Linked DNA regions of Homo sapiens: regions 1 and 3 are each linked to region 2. A link is a loop called in an ENCODE intact Hi-C map of the cell type or tissue named here. Cell type or tissue: mammary epithelial cell. All regions are shown on one strand.

What was found. Peaks named below come from ENCODE experiments on the same cell type or tissue, not always from the same donor. Only the 100,000 strongest peaks of a DNase experiment are listed, where the experiment ranks them.
Region 1: a loop joins it to region 2, with 5 times the contacts of the local background. A loop is called at or near these places in 30 of 110 quality-filtered maps.
Region 3: a loop joins it to region 2, with 9 times the contacts of the local background. A loop is called at or near these places in 12 of 110 quality-filtered maps.

What each region holds. Positions count from the first base shown.
Region 1 is chr15:51,401,339-51,405,338 of GRCh38, forward strand. It overlaps GLDN (gliomedin), which reads left to right. Exons shown (of 10, transcript NM_181789.4): 9 at 255-405; 10 at 2,939-4,000. The coding sequence ends at 3,416. Among named protein-coding and RNA genes, the nearest start is that of GLDN, 62 kb to the left of the region's middle. In mammary epithelial cell, CTCF peaks have their summits at 735 (motif pointing left) and 2,121 (motif pointing left); no DNase peak of the experiment used is centred here.
Region 2 is chr15:51,161,357-51,165,356 of GRCh38, forward strand. All of the region lies in intron 1 of MIR4713HG (MIR4713 host gene), which reads left to right. Among named protein-coding and RNA genes, the nearest start is that of TNFAIP8L3, 68 kb to the left of the region's middle. In mammary epithelial cell, a CTCF peak has its summit at 1,685 (motif pointing right); DNase peaks (open chromatin) are centred at 1,725 and 1,985; H3K27ac peaks cover 440 bases.
Region 3 is chr15:51,497,975-51,501,974 of GRCh38, forward strand. It overlaps DMXL2 (Dmx like 2), which reads right to left. Exons shown (of 44, transcript NM_001378457.1): 18 at 578-2,257. Among named protein-coding and RNA genes, the nearest start is that of DMXL2, 120 kb to the right of the region's middle. In mammary epithelial cell, a CTCF peak has its summit at 1,592 (motif pointing left); no DNase peak of the experiment used is centred here.

The DNA.
Region 1 (4,000 bases), 240 kb after region 2:
GAGAGGGTGATACATAGTTCTCCCAGGAGCAGCCAGGCCAGTTCAATGCCTACCACATTTGAAAGACATTTCAGAAATCCATATGGAGAATTGGACTTTGAGCTTGGGAGTCTTAGACTCTTCACACTGGACAAGGGACCTTAGGGAACATTTCACTCTCAACTTCCCGCCTTTGAAATTCCTCCCAAGGACTCCCTCCCAAGCTGTGATTGCTGGAGGTAGGTAACAGCCTCTCCCTGGCTTCCCTCCTACAGGCATCATGGTTAAGGAATTCAAGGATCAGCCCTCACTTCTGAATGGCAGTTACACGTTCATCCACCTTCCATACTATTTCCATGGCTGTGGGCACGTTGTTTACAACAACTCTCTCTACTACCACAAAGGGGGTTCTAATACCCTAGTGAGGTAAGTCGCACCACAGCACCTTCTCACGCCTCTCAGGCAGCACCTGTGCTGTGGTGCTTTTGTGAGCAATTAGGGGTAGGGACTGTGTTTTCATCATCTTTGTGTCCCTAGGGCTGACACACTGAGGTCAATCAGGGTTTGTCGACTGAATGAATCACAGGATATGTTAGTGAGCCCCATGGCCCAGCCCCTGCCTGGGGTCTGCATTTGTTGCTGGTCTGGACAGCCCGAGGAAGGTCAGAGCCAGGGAGAAGTAGACCTGGAGTGGTGACGGCCGCAGCTTCCCCATCCTCTGAGAGAGAAGCAGCCCGAACTCATAGCTCCCCCTGGTGGAACGTGCTGCTGCTCCCTGATAAAGTTTTGTTTTGGAAAACTTTGGGTGTGGGGAATTTCGTGTCACAGCTGAGATCATTGAAGACTGGGGAATGAACCCCTAGTCAAGCGTCTCTGCCTTCAGATCCGTCTGTCATCCTGATGGAGTCCTCCCAGGCCGCCCTCTGCTCTCCCATAGGGAAGGGAGGAGGGTCACCTGGGTAGACACTGCCCAAGGCAGCCGCTGAGCCTTCCCCACAAGAATTGCTGAAGTTCTGTCTTTAGGGTTCAAGAAGAGGAAATCAAGCTCTGGCCTTTGGAGGCAGAAGCAGGTCATCTTGGGCAAATCAAGAGAGCAATGAACCGAAAGCCAGGACACCTGGTTTCTGGCTCCAACTCTTGTGCCTCCTCTATGGCCTTGGACAAGAGACAGCACTTCCTGTGTCTCCCTGTCCTCAACTAAAAACAAAAAGATGGACTACAGCCTCTGAGTCCTTCTAGCTCTTCCACTATCTGAAACAGTAAACCCAGTATTATGAATGCCACAGTCCTACTCATTCAAAACAAGAGACAGTGACTTTGAGGGAGGACTGGGTCCCTTCCCTCTCCCTCATCCTTCTCCTACCCTTAGTGAGGTCCAGCTTTAACAACCTTTGGCATTTGAATGCTCAGGTTAGAATGGGGCGAGTTTCCTAGTGTAATATGCGATATGATCAGACACATCGGACACTGGCGTCAGCCGCGGCAGGAAGCATCCCCTCCTTTGCCTCTCACTCCCATCTACATGACACCCCCATCATCATCTCTACACCTCCCTGGCCACCCCATTTGGGCAGTCTTGTGCTAGTAGAAAAAGACAACTGACCTACCACCTGCTCAGTAGTCCCCCTCTCAAGACACACTCTTTCCTCCGATGCTTCTCACTGAATCTTGTGGTTCCCTGCTGCCATGTTATATAGGGCTATTGCCACACGGAGGTGGCGTGGGGGGCAGTTCTGCGGTGGATAACCCCCATAGTGAGAACTGGCCTCTTCAAGGAGGTGTATCTTCTAAGGAAGCTAAGTTTGGATGCAGTGGTTAGGAGGCTGTACTGCTCTATGCCGCGCCACGGACTGGGACCTGACGGAGAAGCAGAGCTGAATTCGACCCTGTAATTGCTGGGAGAGATGGGTCTCACCAAGGAATGCAGCTGTGAGGTGCCAGGACTAGACGGGGCCAAATGGCAGCAGTAAACCCCAGGTATTCAGAGGAAGGAGAACTCCTGTGTACTGAGATGTGCAGGGACCTTCCCAAGCCTCACTATTCTCTAGTTTCTTCACGGTTTCTTGATAGACTTCAAGTCTGTTATGCTCAAATGCATATCCACAGATGCACACAGTTCATGTTTCTTCTGCTGCTCAGTGGCACCCTCTGGTGTTTTCTTTTAGCCTAATGTTCCTGAATTTTCATTCCTGGAGTTACGTACCTTTTGAATTATAATTCACTTTTACAATACAGCCTAGAGTTGGAATCTGTCAAATCATACAGCCTCCAGGAGCTAAGGGGCATGAGATTCCATGCCATAGTTTAATGTATCCAGCCACTTACTTCACAAGAAAATGGTTTTCACAGTCATGACTTTGCAACAGCCCTTCTCACCTGCTGACTTTCTTCTTAACTTAGCAGGCTGTGAAACTCTTTTTTTAAAATTTCAGCAGGGAGTAAAGGAATAACCCCCACACTTAGAGTTAGAAACCCTAAGTTCAACCTCTGGCTCTGCCTCTTACTTGTCTTCATGGGCCAGTTGCTTCTCATTTTTTGCTTATAAAATGAAAAGATTGGACTAGATCCTCTTTTACAGCCCCCTTGCAGCTCTAAGAATCTTTGAGGGGGCATTTCAGGAGGTCAACAAACATCTGGGCATTAGTGAAGTGGGGGTCACATGGCTAGTAAGTGGTCACTCAGATGCAAATTCATTCTGACTTTGGTGATTATTCTGACACCACACCACTGTCTCCCTGTTGCCTCTGCTAGCACAGCCAGTCATTGTCTCTTACAGCCTCACTGCTCACAGCATTGCCCAAGGACCAGCAGAGCAGGCATTACCTGGGAGCTTGTAAGGAATGCAAAATCCCAGCCCTCACCCCAGACCCACTAACTCAGTTTAATAGAGGAGCCTAATAAACCACCTGTCCACAGAAACGGTGATTCATGTCTACTTTTCTTTGTTTGCATATTTCAGATTTGAATTTGGCCAGGAAACATCCCAAACTCTGAAGCTTGAAAATGCCTTGTATTTTGATCGAAAATACCTTTTTGCAAATTCCAAAACTTACTTCAATCTAGCTGTAGATGAAAAGGGCCTTTGGATTATCTATGCGTCAAGTGTGGACGGCTCGAGCATTCTTGTAGCACAACTGGATGAGAGGACATTCTCAGTGGTGCAACACGTCAATACCACGTACCCTAAATCCAAGGCTGGCAACGCCTTCATTGCCCGAGGAATCCTCTATGTCACAGACACCAAAGATATGAGGGTCACATTTGCCTTTGATTTGTTAGGAGGGAAACAGATCAATGCAAACTTTGATTTAAGAACTTCCCAGTCTGTTCTTGCCATGTTAGCATACAACATGAGAGATCAGCATTTATATTCATGGGAAGATGGCCATTTAATGCTTTATCCTGTGCAGTTTTTGTCAACTACCTTAAATCAGTGATGTGCTGCATTCGGCTCCCTTCAGCAAATTTCAGGGGTTTTCTGGGACCAGTTCTCCCCCAACAGGAAACTTGTTTTTTTAACGTCAGCCAGATATTTAGAAAATAACCTCAAAAGTGTTTATATGGTCAGTGAGCCCCGCTTAGTGAAATAGCAACAGATTGGAAGTTGAAATGGCTGAGATTTGGTGATCTCCCCACAGCTGGCTCTGCAAGTTACCTCTTTCTCCTTGGGCCTTAGTTTCCCCATTGGTAATCTGAATTGGCTAAGATGATTGGGGAGATTTTCTGTACCTGTAGGTAATTTGGTGATTCTTGGTGGCTGCTCTTCTCACAACTTTTATGTATCTGCTTCTGTCGTTTAGCTTTTTTAGCCACATGCTGACCAAATTTACCTTTGAGTTGATAAGTCCAGTGGCTTGAGTAGTGAATCCCTCAGTGCTGACTTATATCTTGTTCTTTGAAAAAATGCATTGACTCTTTAAGACATCTAAAGTATCACATTATCCATAATTTATTGCTTTTCTTTGCATCTGCACCTGCCACCACAGAATAACCATTACCCTCAGCTGCTGATTGGGCAGCT
Region 2 (4,000 bases):
TGGGAAGGGGTTATCTATTGGAAGGGGACATATCTTTCGGTGAGGCAGCTCTCTGTAACTGAGAGCAAGTTGAAAGTGAGCAAGATGAAAACTCATCTAAGCCATCATCTGCCAATGCCACAGCTGGGAAATCAATGCCTCAGTCCCACAACTCACACTGTTCGGTCCACACAGTGACTTGTAGATATGAGCCTTGCTTCCAGAGTCGGAGATGATGACAATGGCTGGGCCCAGACAACCCCAGCCAGATCAGTGCAGCGGCAGGGGAAATGAGACTCAAAGTGACTGCATGGGATTGTATTCATTTGAAACCTCATTATTAGTTCTTGTTGCCTCAGGGAACCTCAGGAATGTTAAACCCACATGGTGGGGATGAACATATGGCCATCACATCCAGTGTTGTGGTTGGAATCTGGGTCATTATTGCCCTAGCTGTGCACCTCCTTTCCTGGGTGTGCAGAAGGACCAATGTCCCTGACCCCTAACTCTTCCATAACTCTGTGCTTTTTCATTTGCCATTCCCTCTGCCCAGAATGCTCTCTGCTTCACATTTCCTTCCCCCTCCTCTTGCTGATAAACTTCTATCCATCTTTCAGCATCCAGTATGAATGTCACCTTCTCTTGGGAACCTCCCCTGGCCAGCCTCTCCCTGCTGCCCAGCAGAATTGGTCTCACCCTCTCTGGCTCCCCAGACACTCATTAGCCCAGCCTTAGGCAGCTGTCTCCACACCCTGGGTCTGCTGGTCTGTCTTCCTCATGCTGAGCAATTTAAGGTCAGGAACTGAATCCCACCCCTGTTTGTATCTCTGAGCACAGGATAATGCAGACTCCTTGGATGAGCTGCATGGATGCAGGAGGGAACTTTGAAGGATTTTGAGTCAAGGAATAAAGGAGAGAAGTCAGGTTGAGGAGGCATGGTGGATTGAACTGGAAAGAGATCATGCTGCTCAAGCCCAGCAACGAAACTATTTCTTCTTCTCCACCTGGGCTGCCTATTTAAAGCCATCTGTAAAGATGTCCTCTCCTGATTCCACTGGCCATACTGGCCTCTTCTCTCTACAATGCTGCAGCTGCAAATAACAGCAGTCGGTGTCCAGTCAAAACGTGTCGAATAAATGAACGAATCCAGAATTCAGGCCATAAAGGTCAGGGCGTGGCTCCAGGAGGAAAAGGGGTGAAAAATATTTTTTTGGCTTTCTAGACAGGCCTAGATGACAGGCCTTAGTAGCTGGAGAAGTAGCATGGTGGCATGTCATAGGTGAAGGCAGGGTTGGAAAGCCAGAAGAAAGAACCAGTTTCAGGTTGGGACCTAGAATATGGTCAGCTCAAATGGTCCATATACTGGATTGAATGTTGAAGTCAACAAAGCAGGACTGTGGTTAAGGGGAATATATGAAAATAATGTTGGAGAACAGACAGGGATCAGGACACATGGACCAGCTGAGACCACACCTGGTCTTAATCTGTGATGCTTCACTCTAGGTACAAATGCTAAAAGCAATGTTTGAAGATCTTTTAAATGAGATGTGCTTCTAATCAGAAATGACACGCAATTGTGGGTTGGCCTGCTAAGACTGCTTTGGCCCCTCAGTGGCTGTCACATGTCTGTCCTTGGTGCAATGTGACTGGGGGCTCCAAGTGCCTATGGGGAGCCTTCTCCGCTGGCTCCCATTTAGCAATGTCCACTAGGTGGCGACAGAGACTCACTTGCCTCCCCTGCAGAGAGCCTGCTTTTTTGAGATACAAAATTAGCCTCACAATATTCCAGCTCTATAAAAATAGATTCCTCTTTGAAAAAAAAAAAATCCCATAAAACTTCATTATATAAAACAGTGGAAATCTTAGCAAAGATATCGTCAAAGAGTGGAGAAGCCATTTAGGATAAATATACAAACAAAAGATCTAATTATCTCTTTTATCTAAGCAGGCACTATGCAGCCTGATTTTCCGTTTAAGAGCTCATGACTCATTGGGTTCTGGCAGTTTCTCTTTCGGAGTTCTGTCAATCTGTCTCAGCTTCTCTCCTGTGGTTTCATGGAGTTTATTTCTGCCTTTTCCTGAGGTTTGGGACACTACACCGTTTGTCTCTTTCCTCCTACCTAGATTTCCACACAAAACAGAAGCAAAGCCTTGCTCTGCAGGTTGCTTTATCAACCATTGGAAGATGGACAGAGGTTTTTTTAAGCTGTGTGAACAGAAGCAGACAATTTTACTTTGTTATTTTCCCCTGTGCTACCCAGATAGCAGCAGCCACCCTGTAGTTGGCCACCCCCAGGGGCCACAGCCAATTATAGACGTTTCTGTCTCCCAGCTGTGGAACCTCAGGCAAGCCTTTGAACCTCCTTGATCTCAGCTTTCTCACCTGTAAACTAAGGATTAGCATAACACCTCCCTCTTGAAGTTATTTTAAGACTGGATAAGGAGAGGGCAAGGGAGACCGAAAATTGCAAATCACTTTACAAATGTTGTACATCAATAGATCTCTTTTAAAAAGGGGCCGCTCTTGAAGAAAAAGTTGATTAATTTTTAAAAGCATGCTAGCTTTGGAGGGTTCTTGTGGCAAATGCGACATTTGAGGAGGATCCATCTTTGCTTACTGAGTGTGGAGGGGCATGCTCTAGCCCCTCCTATGGAGTCAGGAAGCACCCCCAGTGGCCATTCTGTGAAGAAGCCAACGCGGTGCCCTGAGTGCCTTGTGCCCAGGATTATGTGCCCAACAGCTGCTTCACTGGGAGGAGGCCATTATGAAATCAGTGGTTTCCTGAAGCTGGTCGTGTCCATAATTAAAGAATGTTAAAACTCCGTAGTTGATTTTCCACTTCTGTCTCTGGCGGAAAGCAGGCTATTAATTGTCCCGTTAAACCGGGGTGGTGATGGTCAGCCTAGAGTCCAGAGCTGGCTGAGGCTGGAGTCTACATGGCTTGTGCTGGGCACTACCTTAGCATGGAGAGCACTTTTCACTGCTGTGGGCTGCTGGGGTCTGCCACACAGCATGGCCGTCCAAAGTGCTGAGATTACAGGTGTGAGGCACTGTGCCTGGCCAAAAAAAGAGTTTTTTTAAGGCAGTGCAACGATTGCAAAGGCCACACCCCAAGTGGATGTATGGTTATAACTTTTGACAAGTACTGCAAAATCTTCTTCCATATCTCACCCCTCTATCTCTCTATCTCATCACTAGTATTAACTGGGGCTGATACAGTTAATACAAGTGGAAGCTGTTTTTATTTTTTCTAAGATTTACTTATTGAATAGTTATATGTACAGTCTAAAAGCCAATTTGCTGAATGTTCTATTAATATTTCATTCTATCAAGAAAAGAAAAAAGAACTGCCTGAAGTTCTTTTTGGTATGTAGCCTGAGATTCATTTTCTACCATTATGGTTGGTGATTGTTATAAGAAAGAAATTAAATTCTCTTCCTCCCATTAAGTAATATGCTTAGAGAACCTATAAACCCATTTAACTATATATAAATAGCAATCAGGCAGAAGACAAGATTGGAGAAAAGAATCCATTTGTAATAGCGATGAAACAGATAAAATACCCCCCAAATAAATTTGTCTGCTGATGGCCACGGCTCTCTGAGGAATGGTATTGAGTTTCTCAGCATCACCAGAAGTATTGTTTTCTACTTGAAATTTGAAAGTGTAGGTGCAATAGCACATTGCTACTTTTTTTTTTTTTTGAGACGAAGTTTTGCTCTTGTTGCTTAGGTTGGAGTGCAATGGCACAATCTCGGCTCACTGCAATCTCCGCCTGCTGAGTTAAAGCGATTCTCCTGCCTCAGCCTCCCATGTAGCTGGAATTACAGGCACCTGATACCATGCCTGGCTGATTTTTTGTATTTTTAGTATAGATGGAGTTTCACCACGTTGGCCAGGCTGGTTGCGAACTGCTGACCTCAGGTAATCCGCCTGGCTCAGCCTCCCAAAGTGCTGGGATTACAGGCGTGAGCCACTGTGTCTAGCCCACATTACTATATTTTAATGAAACTTTAGTAT
Region 3 (4,000 bases), 340 kb after region 2:
ATAATCCCAGCACTGTGGGAGGCCAAGGCAGGAGGACTGCTTGAGCTCAGGAATTCGAGACTAGCTGGGGCAACATAAGGAGACCTAGTCCCTACAAAAAAAATAAAAAGAAATTAGCTGGGCCCCATGGTGGTGCACACCTGTGGTCCCGGCTATTCAGGAGGCTGAGATAGGAAGATTACTTGAACCTGAGAGGTTAAGGCTACAGTGACCCATGACTGCACCGCTCAACTCCAGCTTGGGCAACAGAGCAAGACCCTGTCTCAAAAAAACAAACAAAAAACCCACCCAAACACACACAAAAAAACAAGATTATAAATCCAAAATGACACAAAGGTTTCAGTGTAAAAACTCATGAGAGAATGCACATGGATCTCACAAATCCATGCATTCATATGCCGGCCTCAACCGTCTTTTCTAACTGAGCATATTATATAATAGTAATTACCTATTAAGGAGGTCTTTTCCCTGCAAAGTTTGAAAGTTGAGACTGCAATTCAGTAAATGAGTCAGTATAGAGATAATACAAATATTTCTATTAGGTACAACTTTATAAATTTTTAGCGAGAATATTTACCTGAGCAACTCTTATCTCTGCTTTCATCAAGCTCAGTACTAGTAGTAGCCACTGTATCAGCCAAAGCTACAAGGAACATCTGCTCCAAACGGGTAAGGCCTGGTAGACTTGAGTGCATAAGATGACTTGAAAGTACCCTTGCATGTTCTTGGCCAAAGTAAGCTGGTCCATATTGAGAAAGATTTATTACTTTTGATTTGTTTTCTCTCTTTTCAGGCTCTAAATCAATATCATCCGTTGGTATATCCTGGATTTGAAACAGCTCTGAATACTGATCCTCTGGTTGACTTACTGTCTGATCTTCATAGCTCTGTGGTATCTTTGTACTTTCTTCTGAAATTCTGTAGGATGTATCTTGATCTGCAGCAAGTAATGCATATAGTGGTAGTGGAGGGATAGAATCTATCTCAGTATAATCTCGAGTACCATCTTTTCCTACGGTGACTGTTTCCTTTGCTGTACTGCCACTTACACTAATAGTTCGAGAGAGATGTCGCTTAGTTCCTTCTCCAGCATCAGGATCTCTAACTATTGCTACTTCACCTGCAATACATTTTACTAAATGAGAGAGAATGGCTTTAGCCCTTCGCACTTTCCCTAAATCCATCAATTCTAACAGCTGAGTTGGATGATATTGTGGAAGAGTAGGGGAAAGTACATGTGCAGCCTCAAATAAGCCACCATCTTGAATTACAGTTGGTGAACAAAAAACATCATCAGAAATAGCTGTTCCTTCAACAACACTTTTTCTTGCCAGCATATTAGATTTAAAGGTCGAATGATCTTGCATTGCTGCCTCTTCTGCATTAGAACTATCAGCTTCAGTGTCTCCAAATTTGACAGCATGCTTCCACTGTGCATATACATGCATTTCACAATCCATTCCTACCACCAATATCCCATCTCTTACCCAAGAGAGAGAAACAGGCAGTGAAGGAGTACCATCAACAGAAGATACCAAGTCTATAGATCTAAGAAGAACCCATCTTGACTTAACTCCTTGCTTGATACTACCACCTAGTGGTAAAGTGATGACAGCTACTCCATCCTTACTGTTGGTTTGCTCAGTCACAATTCCTGAAAGCCTTCCATACATGAAGATATTCGCACCGACTCCCACTGTAAGAATGTGGGAGCCATCTTCTTTTGATACCCAGTCCAAATGTACTAAATGTTTGATATTCGGAATAAGATATCTATCCTTGCTCAAGAGTGCATCTGACTTGCTATACACAAACAGATTACTGTCGACGCTGACCCTTGAATCAAGTACACTCCCAACCTTAACCAAATCATCAAGATGAATTGTTTGTTCTAAAACCCACTCTGATCCTCCTGTAGATTCACATTCAAATATACAAACATGCATGGAAAATTCTTTAGAAACAAAACCATTATGGTGGATAGGCTGCTTATAAGCCACTGCAAGGCGACCTGTGTATGAACAGCTAACAGCAACTGGTCTTCCCACAATGCTCACTGTACTGCTATTATCTTCTCCTTCATCATTCATCAAAGGCCATCTCTTCCAATGATAAATTTCTTTCTCATCACTTTTATTACACTCTGGGTTGGCTTCCATACAACATTTCCAGAAGCGTACTTTATTGTCAGAACAAGTTGTAACCACTAAATAAGGTGCAAGGCACACTGGATAAATTGAAGAAGAACTCAGATGGCCTTAAAAAAGAAAAAGCAAATAGTTAGTTGTAATAATAATAAAGCCACAAAATAATATGGTAGTAATCAAATTCTGGAATGTGATCAATTTAAAGTCACTATGAGCTTCTTCAGAATATCTCTGCAGTCTTCCTCTTAACTAGTATCCCACTAAATGTCCATTGGCCAACATATCTATAAAGGTCTTGAAGAGCCCATCAGTGAAATCAAGGTATGCAATAATAATCACTTAATTTGTTTTTAGGTAATTAAGTTTAAATGAGGCAACCATTTAATTAAAATAAAACTCAAAAGCACTGAAACAAGTCAGCCCTTAATGTGTTTCTATTATTTATATTTACCTTCACAACATGCCTCCTTAGAATTTCATACTATATATTTAATCATTTTCATCATGAATACTTAACTGAGCTTTACAATTTGCCTTTCAAATGCCCCTAACCTTCTCTCAAATAATCCAGACCCCAGGTGGTACACCAAATTTTGTTTCAGACCGCAAAACAGACCAATAGATCTTACCCATTTTACCAAGTTTAATTCATCCTCTCTTAGCACTGAACCAGAACCCTCTTATCTATTCCTGACTGCCAAAGACTAACAATGCACATCTGTTGTCAACTGTAAGACAAGGGGATATAGAGATTAAAGATCTGAGGTCAGAAGATCTGGATTTGAGTTTCAACCCATCAATAATTTCATTAACAGTGGGAAAGCTACTTAATCATCTGAGCCTATTCCATCTAAACAATTGGGATCAGTTACTGTTTCCCCTAGATTACTATTGTCAAATAAGACATTTTATAAGGCGTCTGTAAAATATAATTTATTATCACGAACTCCAATAAACTTATTTGAGTATAACCCAAACCTTTCAAATATTTTGAAAGATTAACAAACTGGCCTAGATCTGCACCAGCCACAAAAGCCCAAGAGTACACTCTTCTCAATATGATCTTTCCAACTGTGAATGCAAACCTGTCTTACGGATGAATAAGAAAACACCTATACTGAATATCATTCACCAGTAATTTTAGCGGCCCCGAACCTCCAATTTTGGTTTCCCAAAAACACTATTCTAGAAACTCCCCAATTAAAATTCTGCAAGTAGATCACTTTAAACACAGCTGCCAGACTTGCCCTCAAAATATCTACCTTGCTAAAGTCAGTATCATTCCAGACCACCCAAACTATAGTCTTTTATCCTACATTTTTCCTCAGAGTATCTGCCAACTGTTGTTCAAACATTCTTAATAAAGGTGAGACGTGATTACCACAATGTGAATGAAGTCTTAAATTTTAAAAAAAGCCTCAGTGGTTTACAAATGAATGTATTTGTTCTTCAAAATTTTACTATCATTATATTCCAAAGTGTAGGCAAGACACCTCACATTAAAATATTTTCACTATTGGCTGGGCGCGGTGGCTCACGCCTGTAATCCCAGCACTTTGGGAGGCCGAGTGGGCGGATCACAAGGTCAGGAGATCGAGACCATCCTGACTAACACAGTGAAACCCCGTCTCTACTAAAAATACAAAAAATTAGCCAGGCATGGTGGTGGGCGCCTGTAGTCCCAGCTACTCGGGAGGCTAAGGCAGGAGAATGGCATGAACCTGGGAGGCGAAGCTTGCAGTGAGCCAAGATAGCACCACTGCACTCCAGCCTGGGTGACAGAGCGAAACTCCATCTCAAAAAAAAAAAAAAAAATTTCATTATTTTGGCCGGGCGTGGTGGCTCACACCTGT